2 separate regions of the Homo sapiens genome follow, and region 2 is linked to region 1. A link is a loop called in an ENCODE intact Hi-C map of the cell type or tissue named here. Cell type or tissue: GM12878. All regions are shown on one strand. Links, peaks and the distances in the headings refer to the core of each region. The heading gives the core; the rest is flanking DNA.

What was found. Peaks named below come from ENCODE experiments on the same cell type or tissue, not always from the same donor. Only the 100,000 strongest peaks of a DNase experiment are listed, where the experiment ranks them.
Region 2: a loop joins it to region 1, with 2.8 times the contacts of the local background. A loop is called at or near these places in 3 of 110 quality-filtered maps.

The regions. Positions count from the first base shown.
Region 1 is chr3:171,346,235-171,349,155 of GRCh38, reverse strand. All of the region lies in intron 2 of TNIK (TRAF2 and NCK interacting kinase), which reads left to right. Among named protein-coding and RNA genes, the nearest start is that of TNIK, 110 kb to the left of the region's middle. RefSeq lists an enhancer at 1,622-1,671. In GM12878, for the core only: no CTCF peak of the experiment used is centred there; a DNase peak (open chromatin) is centred at 1,445; H3K4me3 peaks cover 559 bases; H3K27ac peaks cover 2,500 bases.
Region 2 is chr3:171,256,082-171,259,002 of GRCh38, reverse strand. The region is part of intron 2 of TNIK (TRAF2 and NCK interacting kinase); the gene reads left to right. Among named protein-coding and RNA genes, the nearest start is that of MIR569, 150 kb to the right of the region's middle. RefSeq lists an enhancer at 1,975-2,024. In GM12878, for the core only: no CTCF peak of the experiment used is centred there; a DNase peak (open chromatin) is centred at 1,592; H3K4me3 peaks cover 610 bases; H3K27ac peaks cover 2,500 bases.

The sequences.
Region 1 (2,921 bases), core at 90-2,589:
AGGTAGTTGATGATCTATATGGAAACTTTTTTGGGTGTTATAGCTGAGAGTCTGAATCCTAGTATTTCTAGGATTCTAGGATATCACTAGTTTTCAGCCATTCAGCAATACCAACCTCTTTTTTTTTTTCCAAGTTCATCCTAGAACTTGCAGTCTTTTTGCTTAATATTTTTCATTAAAGTATTTTATTTACTTAAATTTTTCAAAAAGAAAATTCGTTGCTACCGTAAATGAGAAACTCAATATTTTCAGCTATATTTAAAAATATAGTACATACTTTTTAAATTAAAATATTTGCCCTTGTCTCACTAAATCATGTTGGTATTTGGACCACTATACTTTAAGAAATAACACTTTCATTTGTGTTTGAGGCTTACCAGCATAGCAGAGGAGAGGGACTCAAACACAAATGAAAGCACTACCCGGTGCTGTAGTATGACTGTTGTAGGCCCTCCCCATTTTTGCCTCCGTGGGCCCCTTTCTCCAAGAAAAATAAAACAACAAAAAGTTAAAAATTAGGCTTTATAACCTCATTGGTGTAAGACAAATATTATATGTTAAAACATTTTCTTTGGCCTAAGAATTAGTTTTTATCTTCTAATTTTAAAATAAGAATAATTTTTTGTTGACTGCAAAAAGTACTGTAGGCTCTAGGTCCTGTGCTGTCTGCATCTAATGGATACGTTCGTTGGCCTGTAACCACCCCATCCTCTTCAAGAGATCTAAAGGCTTCACTCGGTGGTGGTGTGGAAACCACAAAAATGAAATGTATTTGGAATCTTCTGTTATATCCTTAAAATTTAGATGGATTCTCTTTATGCCACATGATAATCATTGTTGCGTCAGTTTAAAATTATGTTAATGAAATTACTATAGAAAGGTTGACTTAAACAAAATCTATGGTTTCCTGCTGCTGTAATACTTGGCATAGAGCTGAGTGCCCCAGGGAGTACTTGTGCTCTGGTTTGGAAGCACAGGCATGAGGCATGTTAAAGTAGAAAAGCTTTTCTTTTTTTCCTTTTAAACTTGTGCTCAAGAGAAGAAATTGGGTTTATAATGGATTTACTTGTTGTCAAAAACAAACTATAGATATCATCCTAGCACTGTGGCTACCATGCACAGACAACCTTAACAGTGAATAAGTAAGTCCATGCAGATTCTTTAGAAGATGGTAGAAGAATCTACACAGCACTATTTGGTTTCAAGCTCATTTGTAAGTCTTCTTTTCTTAGAGCCTAGTGAGTGATTTACACTCTCTTAGCTATTTCTAGCAAAGAGGAAGAACAGTCACTCTTGATGAGTGACTAAAACTGCTGCTTTTACCTCCTTTTTAAGAAGTCACTTCCCTAGGTTTCCTTGGTATTAAGAGGGGGATGGCTTTCCCCTTTTGTCCTCTCATTACTCTCTTATCTAGGACAGGCTATTATAAAAGCTTTTTGTTTGTGAGATCAGTTCTGATTTCTAACTTCCCCACTCAAACCGAAATACCACACTTGAAGTTCCCCCAAATTGCTGCTGCTCCGATGACTCCTGGGTATTGTACGCTAAATTCAAGGATCTTTATTTAGGTTCTTTGCTCTCTTGAAAAGAAAATCCTAATGAGTCACCCAGTTTGCTGATTGCTTTGTAGGTGTGACCAGTTAAATGCAATGATAGTGGAGTTGAAATAGAAGAAGTCATTTGGGCTAGCTCATTTATCCTGAATCTAATGTAGCCTGTTGGCTTCTCTTTACTTGTGTGTGTGTGTGTGTGTGTGTGTGTGTGATAGGCACTTCTCAGCTGAGGGCCAGCTCTGCAGGCACTTAGGACTTGTATACCAGGCATCTAGATGCTACTTAGAACTAGCTTGGCTGTCAAAGAGAAGAGAGTGTGCTCTATGTGTTTGGTGCCTGAGCTAGGGTTTTGTCATTTTTCTTTTCTTTTTTTTTTTTTTTCAGCAAATGAACCAGTGAGTGAAGGGCATTATCACAACTCCAAGAACCAACTAGGAGTCACCCATGACATCATCTCCTGAATTTCATCACCAAGCCCAGCTGATCCTATTTCCTAAATGGTTCCTGATTTCTCTCTTCTGTTTTCTGTCTCTGCCACCACTGTCCTAGCACAGGCATTGCACATCTCTCATATGAACGCCTGCAGGACTGTCCCTTGATGTTATCCTTGCAGCCCCTACATTCCTACTGTGCAGCCAGTAAAGTCATATTAAAATGCTTATTTGATCATGTCTCTCTCCTGTTTAAAACCTTTTGAATGATTTCCCATGTGATCAAGAGTAAACTTAGCCTACAAGGCCCAGGATGATCTGAACACAACCTTCTTCTTAGTGCTGTTCTTTCTCACTCTCTGGGATCCAGACATACTGCTTTCTCTTTACACAGAAAACCTAATTTGCTTCCTCCTGCCTCAAGACCTTTGCACATTCCTGCTCCTGGAATGTTCTTCTCCTGTTATTAACTCCATGTCACTTTCTCACAAAACTGTTCTTCATCCTCCAGAAGATCCCAGGCCCCGTTTGGGCTTTCATACCCCCGGCACATTCTGGTGGGGTGCTAAACTCAGATTATAGTGATACACATTGGTTGAATAATATATTTATCAGACTATAAGCTCCATGAGGCCAGAGACTTGTCTACTTTGCTTACCACAGTATTCCCAGTAACTAGCACAGACCTACCAAAGACTGGCTGCTCAATAATTTAAAGAATAAGTAGAGTGCAGTGCAAGGATGACATGCGCAAGGTGTATATGAATAAATAAGGAATCATACTTACATATCCAAGTCATCAGAAAATGTTTAATTATGGACCATATCTTTAATAGGGCACAAGGTTACATAATACAGCTTCAGTGATTTTTCTTCAAAAATCATAAAATCAGTGTAGAGACTTGAAGGCATTTATCTACAGTGACTCAATTCTGCA
Region 2 (2,921 bases), core at 187-2,686, 90 kb after region 1:
ACCCATGAATATTTGTAAGGAGAAGTCAAATTTCAGTGGCGTGTTTGCGTGTGTGTGCGCGCACATGTGTCTGATTATTTTATGTGTGTACATGAGAGAGACTGAACTTCTGAGCAGTCCAAGGAGTAAATTAATTAAATTGGTTACTGGGATTATAATGAGATTATCATCATTGAATTGTCTTAGCTGATACTTCACCAATAGGATAAACCCCACTTCCAGAGTTTCTTAGAGGGTCAAGTGAACAGGAAGAAAAATTATGGGAACCAGGTGGAGTGGGCAGAAGGAGGGCAGGTCCTGGCATGGTGTCCCTGGAAGAAATGGAGCGAAGTCCTAAATTGGGCCTGACTTGGAAGAGCTTCCTTTTTATCTATTTTAAGTTGAAACTTGGCTGACCCTGACCAAGAGGAGTCTGGACTTGGCTTTTCTTTACTGGTCTCGTGGGTTCCTTATGTAGTTGCTACAGGCAGTTGTGAGGAGAGCCTGTTGGCATTCCTTTCTTTGATTGACATGGGGCATTGGAAAAAGGTGAGGGGAATTAGAAAACAGCTAGAAGAAGAAACAAATGAGTCATCCTCCCATCTCCTAGGCCTTTATTACTTGCATTTTCTCTCTGAAAGTTGATTCAGGTCAGTAGGGAAATCATTAGTGAGATAGTGTAGCTCTTTAAAGATTTCTTACTTATTGATGCTGAAGGCCCTTTGTGATGTGCATTTTCTTTGTTCTATTCCTCCACAGTGGTAGGAGTTCTAGATAAAATATTAATCATAAAGGTTTTTAAAAATCATTTCCAATTGCACAGAGATATTAGGAGTTATGGCCACAAAGCCTTGGTACAGCTATATTTTACTGCCCACGTGTCTTCCCAGAGATGACACATACGCTTTTCATTTTGCTGTCATTATTCTTCATGAGATCGCAGGGCATCCATCATCACTGTGGTGGAAAAATGAAGATGAGGGACAAAAGCACCAGTCTCTAAGCACAAGATGATGTGTTTGTCTGTAGTGGCTAGGGACAATCTCCAAATGCAGGAACCATAAAAGGCTCTGTGACTTGTACCTCAGGAATGAGATTCATCAGCAATGAAATCAGAATCTCAACAGCAGTTTGATATTGAGGGATTTTGAGAAGCTGTGTCTCTGTCCGCATGTGTGGAATTCCATCCCCACGGGCAGTGTAATGCCATCAGAATCTGAGCTGGGATGAAAAAGTAGCCTGCTCTCCAGAAAGTCACATCAAGTGTGGCTTAGTTTATGGCAAAGATGAATGGGGTGTTGATGTCCCAAGAGAAGGGGATCTTGGCGGACAGTGCTTTTGGCTCTTTGTTGCTGGTGGGAACCCCAGCTAGGCTTTGAAAGTGGCATGGGTTCTCAAGTACCTGACATGTTCTTCATGCTTTTATTGACGTTAGAATGTTGTTTTCCATTCTGAGAAGCCAGATCACAAGGACAGAGTGCTGTGATGAGCATAAATACTATCAAACAAGGTCTACAGCAACAGCAATAGTTATTATGTCATGAACATCTGCTTTGTATTTCACAAAGACTCTGTCCCAGTTCCTATCTGAGATGGGGAGATGTTATTCTCAGATGAGGTGACTGAAGCTGAGAGTGGTTAAAGTGTCAGGGTCACATGTCTGGTAGGGTTAGAGCTGAAATTTGGACTCCTGTAATGCTAAGTAAATTTGCATGCTGCCATGATGGCCAGTTACATGGAATCATTTAAACCTCTTTTTACATTAAGCCTGTGGAAAATGAATTCCCAGTTCTAGAGTACCGCCTGCCCTGGTTCTACAGCATGGTTCCTTGCTTCTTCTAAGTCTCTAGGACCTTGGCAGAGTAGCATACAGTGGTGAGCAGTCTTCTTTTGAGATGAAATGGGCCCAGGGCTGCCTCCTTCATGACTTCATTGTTCCTCTCTCGGCCTGTTTCTGTGCAGCCGCTTGTCATGTCAGTTCCACTTTAAAACCAGAGTAAACAGTTCTTAATAGGTGCTTTTTAAGTTTAAAGAAAGATGGAAAGGATGTTCAGACCTAGGGAAGTAGACCTGTCTCTCAGCAGGTGAGTTATTCTGCTCCTGATGTTTTTATACCAAACTGAAAATATACAGTCACACACTCACCCCTGGGGAAGTGCAGAGGACTCTCTTCATGGGGGGCCAGTGTTACTCTTCTGTCCTGAGTGAGCATTCAGTTTATTTTGATCCCTGGCCTCAAACTCAAATACCCTACTGCAGTCAAAAAGAAACTCCCAAGTCAGAATGGGGATGGTCAGAATTCATCCATTCCTGCCAGTGGTAATAAATGGCTTCTCTTTTGGGTCAGTAGGAAGTAAATTGGATGACTCCTCAGCTAGTCACCCTTTGTAAAGTTCTTTCTGACCTTGAAGCTTAGAGGAAATTGGCTGGAGGGCAAAACAGTATTTCCTAAAGTGTTTATGAAGTAGCTCCCCATGATTCTTCATGGCCAGCACTCTGTCCTTTGTATCTGTGGCTTTGTTTTTTAGTGTTCATGAAGTATTGGAGAAAAGAGTTCCCCAGGCATCTCGTTTGGTTAAGAAGATTGCATCTCCCCATTGGGACATCCTGGCTATTTCCCAGCAAAATGCTCTGCCTCCCTCGACTGTACCACATAAGCTAATTAACCTCTTTATCGATTCTCTTTCTCCTTATTTTAATTTCAGCTGGTATTTCTCTAGGCCCTGGGCCTTGGGAATTGTAGACTCATTTGTTGAACTTCTGGCAGTGTGAAAATTTCTAATAGTTTGCTTTCTGTTCCCATGCATAGTGAAGTAGGCATCAAAGAAAATAATTGATGAAAAAAAACAAGGCTTGGAAAAACCCCGAAACAACAGCCATGCTCAAAAGAGGGAAGAGGACCATTGGGTACTTATTTTTTTTTTCCTTGTTGGGAGCTGTTT